Regions from separate parts of the Mus musculus genome. Here all the other regions are linked to region 2. The links are chromatin loops, found by intact Hi-C in ENCODE. Cell type or tissue: heart. All regions are shown on one strand.

Region 1 (2,500 bases), 87 kb after region 2:
CTGCTAAGATAATGGGCTTATAAGGATTATTTACAATGGCCTGAATGCCAGGACAGGGACTGCCTTGGATTCCTGGAGGGCTATGCGGCATCCCAGGGCTCTCTACCCCCTACTGACTGAGCAACCCTTAGCCAGACCGCTGAAGCCCCGACTACCCCCACTCCAAGACTCCCTTTGCGCTCCGCTTTAAGAATTGAACACAGGACTGAGGATGAGTCTCCAATGGCAGAGTATTCACCTCTGCACTATGTAGGAACCGAGCAGTCATTAGGTCAGCATGGAGTGCAAGACTAAGGCGGTCCTTGAGGTGAAGGGCTTCATTTTGATCTTACTGTTGTTCGGAGTTCTGCCCATTGTGTTTTCAATTTCCTCCTCCTCCTCTGCTATGACCTTCCCCAAAGAGGAACAAGTGTTCCTTCACTTCCAATGCATCCAAAAGTGTACCCGTCCCTATCACACACATGCACCCTTGCACATTGCTATGTTTGAAAACCCTAAGGATGAAAATAAGCTTGGTTATACACAGACACACTGGTTCAAACTAGTTCATCCCGTGCTTTTATACCAGCAGAAGAATTTCTCTAGGTGCTCAGATTAGAATATTAAAAAAAAAAAAAAAAAGTTCGTCACCAAAAGTTAAGAACTGGTAGGGAGAAATTGAGAGATGGCTTAGCCATTAAGCATTGGCTGCTCTTGTAGAAGCTCAGGTTCAGTTCCCAGCACCTATATGGCTTATAACCACATATAACAGGGGATGCAATATACTTTTCTGGCTTCTGTGGTCTGCATGAGTGTGGTGCACACAAACTCTGCAGGTATATACACATTATAAATAAGCAAGTAAATAAATCCCCCTTTAAAAAAGTCCAGAGTTTAAAGGTAGTTTCGGAAGTTAGCCTCAGGCCCACCTCCAAAGCAAGCCTTGTGGTGACTGCTGGGTTTTGTTTTTCATCCAGGTCACAAGGAGGAGCCCAGAGAATTCCATCGGCTCAGTCCAGTGCCTTCATCCCACATGTGCCATCTCTATAAGTGCCTTCTGTCCTTGTCTCCCTCTTCAGAGCTCCAACCCTGCCACCTTAGCATGGCCTAAGACACGGTTGAGGTAAGGCCCGCAGCTGCCAATGTTGGAGCAAAACTCTATGCATCCCCTAAGAACTTCCCACAGATAGGGCTGATGCCCAAGGACAGAGCCCCGGGGCTTCATGCAGGGCCTCAACCTTGCCAAGGCCAGAGAAGCCCATCTCCCAAGAAGCACAGAAGAGAAGAGCAGGCATCCTGCGCCTTCTCCAACCCCATCATCGCACAGAGCTCCAGCGTGACTCAGAGCCAGGCACGGTCCTGGCCGGATGCCCAGGCTGACAAGCTAATGCAGGAGCTGAAGTACTCGCGCCAAGTTTATAAATGCCTCCAAGAGCTGTGCACACTCTCGCCTACAGAGAACCATTTGTCTGGCACTCAGCACATCTAACAATACGAGGGAAGGAGACTTTCCACAGAACTAAGACAACACACAACCAATGTGCCCAACTTTAAAAGGTTGCAGTCGTTTGAGCTAAAATCCAACATCACAGTGCTTCATCTTTTTTACAGAGCAAACTATGTACTGCATGCCTGAAGTCTTGCCAAGATACAGGATGGTGATTCCTTGTGTTCATGGCTGAGCTGTGCTTTGTACATAACAGCCATAAGTCACGGGTGCAAACAGCAGGCAGACGTTCCCAGTGCCCATGTTCTGCTCCAGGCTACAGGAACAATCTAAGCACTCAGAACTCCCTGGTTGATGTCATTTTCCACATTCTCCCTTGCTCTTAGCAAGCAAAGTCATTTCAGGGGTTTAGGTGCAGGCTAAGTCATAGACCCACAAGCCCAGGACTTACAGTGCATCCCTTCCTCCAGCCAGTGTCCGTGCTCAGACACCTTCCTTGCCTTGGATCCTCTGTATCCTCCAACTGTGGTACCACACAGGCCTCTATCAGTAAGCCTTTCACACTCCCTAGACCCTAAAGTCTGTCCCTACACTCAGAGCACCCAGCATAACACAGACCAGTAGTGTCTCCTACAAGGAGTTAGATATGCAACCCCTGCCTCTTTAACTTCTTACACAAGTCCCTCTCACACAAGCAAGGCCTCCTGTATTTCCTCCATATGTAACACTTGTTGGCTCAAATTGTCTGTTTATAAAACCTTAGGATTCCCATAGGTTTAACATTAAGATCTTAAGGTTTAAGACTAAGAAGAATTTCATGAAGCCATTAGAGGCAAAGGCGGGGGGGGGGGGGGGGCTGAGAGATGGTTGAAAGCAAATCTTTAAACTCATCCTGATTCCTAGACAAGATCATCTCTGAGGAAAGACAGGGGCAAGGAAAGTCAAACTGGCGGGGAGCTTGGCATCATACCAGCACTGGAGCCAGAGAGGAGAGGCAGTGAGCAGGCCAGCCACCTTCACGCAGGAGTCCTGGGTGCAGGCTGTGGAGACAAGCCCATCATGGTCCCAGAAGTG
Region 2 (2,500 bases):
AAATGCCTACAGAATATCAGGCTGTAAGCAAATATTTAGGGCATTTTCTTAGTTCCTTATGTGGGATCCCCCATCCGACCTGCAACCTATTGTGGGTGGTGCCATTTCTGGCCTGTTAGTCCAGGGTTCTATAAGAAGCCTGGCTGAGCAAGCCGTGAGGAGCAAGCAAGTAAGCAGCACCCCTCCATGGCCTCTGCATCAGCTCCCCCTCTCGGTTCCTGTCCTGTTTGAGTTTCTGCCCTGACTGACATCAGTGATGAACTACACTAAGGAAGAATAACTGATATAAACACTTTCCTCTCTAAACTGCTTTTGGTCTTGATGTTTCATCAGAGCCATAACTCTAAGTGTAACAGCGTCTTCCTCCTTCCTGAACTCTCAACGAAGAGAGTTTATTTGGTTGAGTATAAAAAGCCAGAGTCATGGATCAATCTCCATGTGGGCAGCCAGTTGTAGCTTTGTAGCAATTCTAGGCTTGTGTGAGGGACACAAGACCTCAGAGAAAGATGGTGGAGGACAGGGATAAGAGTTCCTCAGCTGGGTTCAAATCTGGGCTCTGCCAGTACTAGCTACACGGCCTCAAAAATATACTAAATCTCTCTGTCCCTCAGCTTGCCCATCTGTTAACTGGGAGGAGTAAAATGACCAGCTTCATAGAGATGCTAAAAGGAATACATTTGCAGTGCTTTTGAACAGGCCAGGCACAAAGTAACTCCACAATGCTACTTAATATATTGTTACCGAGCTCTGCTCTGGAACCATGCTCATGAATGCTGGTAACAGATGGTTCCCTGATCCAGTAACCTCAGGCCTATCTAAGAGGCTAGGAACCCCGGTGGGAGGGATGTTTCCAAGGAGAAGTGCCGCGTATCAGGAAGCGAATGGGAGGCCCAGTCTAGACCAACACCCTCCCCAAGGAAGTAACATTTGTTAAAAGCTGCATTGGGATCATGCTAGTGGAGCCTTAGGGCTTGTTGTCAGACTAACGTGGCTCTCTCTGTATTTGATTCCATTCGGAAGTTTCCAGATGCTGGGGAGGTCGAAAGGCTGCTAAGGGGCACCTGACATTCAGCGCTCTGAGGAAACATAGCCTCCGGGCAGCTACCACACCTGTGCTGGGTAAGCCATGCTGTGTGGGGATCTGCAGCTCTCCCCTAGGACAGCAGCTACCACAGCAAAGCCAGGGCAGGACAGGGGGTTCAAAGGCTTACACAGAGAAAGATGCCATATTCGGCTTGTCCACTGGGTGGAGTATTTTAGTCAAAGAAGAGTGCTGTGGAGGCAGTCAGTGTAGGAGAGAGGCAGGCTTGGGCCTGTCCTGAGTCTGGCCCCCTCAAAGAACCTCCTCTGAAGGGAATGCAGGCCTCTCTTCCTAAAGCCCAGTCCAGCCCAGGAGAGGCCCCAGGCCTGTCATCCTGGTGGAACTCAGAACCAAGGAGAAAATTTGAAAACCAGGAAAGGGCTCAAATCTGACTCTGTTTGTCACATGGAAATCTGAGTGCTAAGGACGAGTAAAAAGAGAGGGGACCTTCGCCTTTGCATGTAGGTATGACCTTTAAAAGTAGATGAGAATGTGTGTGTGTACAGGACAAATGTCTGTTCTCAGTATGTAACTGTCCTTGCAGGAAGGAAGTCTAGGGAGACACCCATGTCCCTTCCATCGTTTGGCTACCAAGAAACTGGAATTTCCACGGCAATCGAGTGCTGGGGGTTGGAGGGACAAGGTTAAGGTTGTCTGAGGGGAGACTTATCTCTCAGGAGTTCACACCATTCTGAGACTGGAGACAGACCATGGTGGTTCAGTGTCAGCCGGGACCTCTCTACCTTGACTAGGACTGCTTAGTCACACACAGCTCTTGGCCTCCCTTTAAACCTACATCTCAGGCCAGAGCCCCAGGGATGCACGAGACAGTGCCTGGACCCACTTACTAGCTTCTCTTCTGGTGTGGCCATATAGAGTAAATCTCCTTTCTCCGCTTTTCACTATTGTCTCCTTAATTGGCCTGTTGAGGACAAGTGACCATAGGCCTCTTCTTCTTCCTCTTCTCCTCCTCCTTCTTCTTTTGAGAACAGGTCTCACGTCTCGATCAATGGCATAGAGTTCATCATATAGACCAGGTTGCTCTTGAAGCTGCGATGATCCCCCTGCCTCTCCTCCCTCAACTTCTTTCTTGCATCAACTAGCCCATGGCCATCATGATTCTTCTGTCTTTCTTGACTGTTCTTGGGGGCATATTTCCTTGTGACATAGTGTATGATGTGAGTGCTCTCCTCATCAAGATATAAATTCATGAATCCAGGTCTACAGTGTGTCTATTCCCTATACCCAAAAGGAGGCCGATAGAAGATGTTTCAGAAAAATCTGTGTAATTGACCAGTAAAGAAAACACCCTGGCTTTGAGTCCCAGTTTACCCGTGAGGTGGATTATAGGGAAGATCAACCAGAATCATGTTCCTGGAATCATCTAGCCACCTTTCAAGACAGAACAAGTGGGAAGGG
Region 3 (2,500 bases), 160 kb after region 2:
AGGCTGAAGCCCCGATGTCAGAGGGGAGCTTAACTACCAAGAAGAGTTAGTTCTGACAGCTCATCTCACAGATGAATCAACACATGCACAAGTATTTCCTGGCCTGTGTGCTTAAGTTTTCTTCCTTTTGAATTTTAATACTGCTACAGGAAAGGTGGAGAGAAATTGAGAACCTTTGTCTTTTGTTTTGTTTTGAACTTGACTCAAAGTAGAGTTATCTGAGAAGAGGGAATTACAACTGAGAAAATGGAAAATGCCCCTGCAAGTCTGGCTTTTAGGCAAGCCTGTGGACCATTTTCTTAATTAATGATTGATGTGTGTGTGGGGGGACTCAGCCCATTTGGTAGTACTATCTAAGGGCAACTGGTCTTGGGGTGCCTAAGAAAGCAGGCTGAGCAAGCCATGAAGAATAAGTCAGTAAGCACCAGAGGCAGCCATCCACCTAATTTATTTGTGACATCTTGTCTGTTAAATATGGCTACACACGAGGCTCCTAAACTATGGGACTCAGGGTTAGGCATGAATGTGGATGGTGCAAAGGGAAGTTGGTTGTATCAGTCATTTCTAATGTCCAGCTTTAACATCTTCCCAGGACCTCAGCTTCTCTGCTGGGGCAATCAACTAAACATGAGATAATGAACTGACAGCAACTGGTACCTACTGCTGCATTGCAATGCCTAGTTCTGCATCTCTATCTGGAGTATCTCTTTCATAGGATTTCTACAATTCTGCCATGTGGTGTGCCTATATGAGTCCCCTTGGCTATTCTGAATCCTAGGCAAACCTGGAAGTCTAGGGAGCAGAAGCTCTTGATTGTATCAGCCCAGTCAGTGCTCTAGGTAACAGATGGAATTGGGAGTGAAAGGTGTTAGGTTGGGTATAGCTCCTGTGAAAAACAGAACTGGGTAGGAAAAGCCTTAAGGCAGTGCAGATCAGACACCTGTGCAACGGAACTGGGGATGGACAGGGAGATCCCCAAATGATGAGGTGGATCCTTCAAGTTTTAGTTGGCAGAGAACACTGAGACAAAGTTGGCACACACTGGGCCAGAATAGCAAAACCCCAGGACCCTGCCACATTCCCTCACAGACAGCTGCTGCCTCAGAGGAGTACAACTGACTCAGAGAAAGAAGGTAGCCAAGCCACTGCAGCTGGTAGCTGGATGGCAAGAGTACTCCTTCAGGCTTCGAGGCAAGGTCTTTCTCAAAAGTGAGATCTCCCAGAAGCAGACTTCCTGGTTGCATGGGAATCAGTGGGGATGACATCAGTGTGAATGTATCTTTTCTGCTTCTACTTGTAAGCAGACAGCTGTGCGTGTTCCCTGGTTCCACTGAGGGTTCGCAGAGAGTCGGAACTCTTGTTGCCTGCAGCAGTAATCAGATGTACCATTCACTAGTGGTTTCTGCCCTGTTCCCTCATCTCTCATGAAGTCTGCAGGCAAGAGCTGATGCCAGCTGAAATGGCCGTGTATGGAGTTTCTTAAGTCAATAGTACCCTCTGCTGTTGGTACGATGAAATTCAATTTCTTTAATGAAGGGTGACTGTTTTCAGTGTTTCCAAGGACAGATAATCCCAAGGTAGCAAGCCTCTAAGGAACTCCACCCCTTTCCAAGCAACCCCTTTCTCCTTTCTTCCTGTGGTCCCTTAGGCTCACATACTTTTGAAGGCTCTCTATTTTCTTCAGATACTGACTTAATTGTGAGATTAGTACCAGTATCTCCCTCTCTGGGTAGAAAGCTCTTATTCTGATAGTGCGTGCACATTCTAATAGAGAGAATTTATTATATCTATTTATTTTGACACAGGATCTTAGGTAGCCCAGGCTAGCCCCAAACCCTTGAATGCCTAATCCTCCTTCCTCCACCTCCCGAATTCTGGGATTCCAAGTGTTCACCTCCACAGCTGACGGGTGGACGTTATTTATTCTCTGTAACTGAATGGGTCTCACCGTAGCACAAACTCTTGCACAAAACTCTTGCTTCATACCTGGCTCCTCTGCTGAAGAAAAGGTTCATCAGGTGACTGTTCCTTGAACAGATTTACTCCTCATCTGTATGCAGATTGGTTCCCGTGTTGGTGTGACAGAAGAGCAGTTCTGTGTGTTCTGTTGTCCTGTGTAGCTTTGGGAGCACGTCCATGGAGATGTAGCTTTGGATGGCTACCATCATCCCGTAGGAGTCAGAAGTCTTGACTCCACCTTACTCCAGCTTCCTCTTGCTTGAGTCAGTATTAAAGTCATAGCTAAGATCCACCATTTTTACCAAGGTTTTCAACATGGCCAAATAAAATTTACCTCAGATATTTGATTTCTAGCTTTAAAATCGTTACTATAATCTTTTCTTTCTCTCTTTACTACCCCTTTGGAGTGTGTGTCTTTTTTCTTCATTTCATCACAGGTTTTTCTAAAGCATTCACGTTTTCAACAAACCATTGGTTTTTTTGGTTTGTATATTTGTCTTTCATTTAAATTATGTCTTTTTGTTTGTTTTCTTGTTTGTTT

Evidence for each region. Hi-C counts contacts between places; a loop is a spot of excess contacts. Peaks named below come from ENCODE experiments on the same cell type or tissue, not always from the same donor. Only the 100,000 strongest peaks of a DNase experiment are listed, where the experiment ranks them.
Region 1: a loop joins it to region 2, with 2.6 times the contacts of the local background. A loop is called at or near these places in 3 of 42 quality-filtered maps.
Region 3: a loop joins it to region 2, with 5 times the contacts of the local background. A loop is called at or near these places in 21 of 42 quality-filtered maps.

What each region holds. Positions count from the first base shown.
Region 1 is chr3:102,168,036-102,170,535 of GRCm38, forward strand. All of the region lies in intron 4 of Vangl1 (VANGL planar cell polarity 1), which reads right to left. Among named protein-coding and RNA genes, the nearest start is that of Gm16160, 35 kb to the right of the region's middle. In heart, no CTCF peak of the experiment used is centred here; a DNase peak (open chromatin) is centred at 1,336; H3K4me3 peaks cover 296 bases; H3K27ac peaks cover 2,176 bases.
Region 2 is chr3:102,080,807-102,083,306 of GRCm38, forward strand. No RefSeq gene overlaps it. Among named protein-coding and RNA genes, the nearest start is that of Casq2, 4.4 kb to the right of the region's middle. In heart, a CTCF peak has its summit at 1,241; a DNase peak (open chromatin) is centred at 1,265; H3K27ac peaks cover 1,243 bases.
Region 3 is chr3:102,241,629-102,244,128 of GRCm38, forward strand. No RefSeq gene overlaps it. Among named protein-coding and RNA genes, the nearest start is that of A230001M10Rik, 20 kb to the right of the region's middle. In heart, a CTCF peak has its summit at 1,509 (motif pointing left); a DNase peak (open chromatin) is centred at 1,423.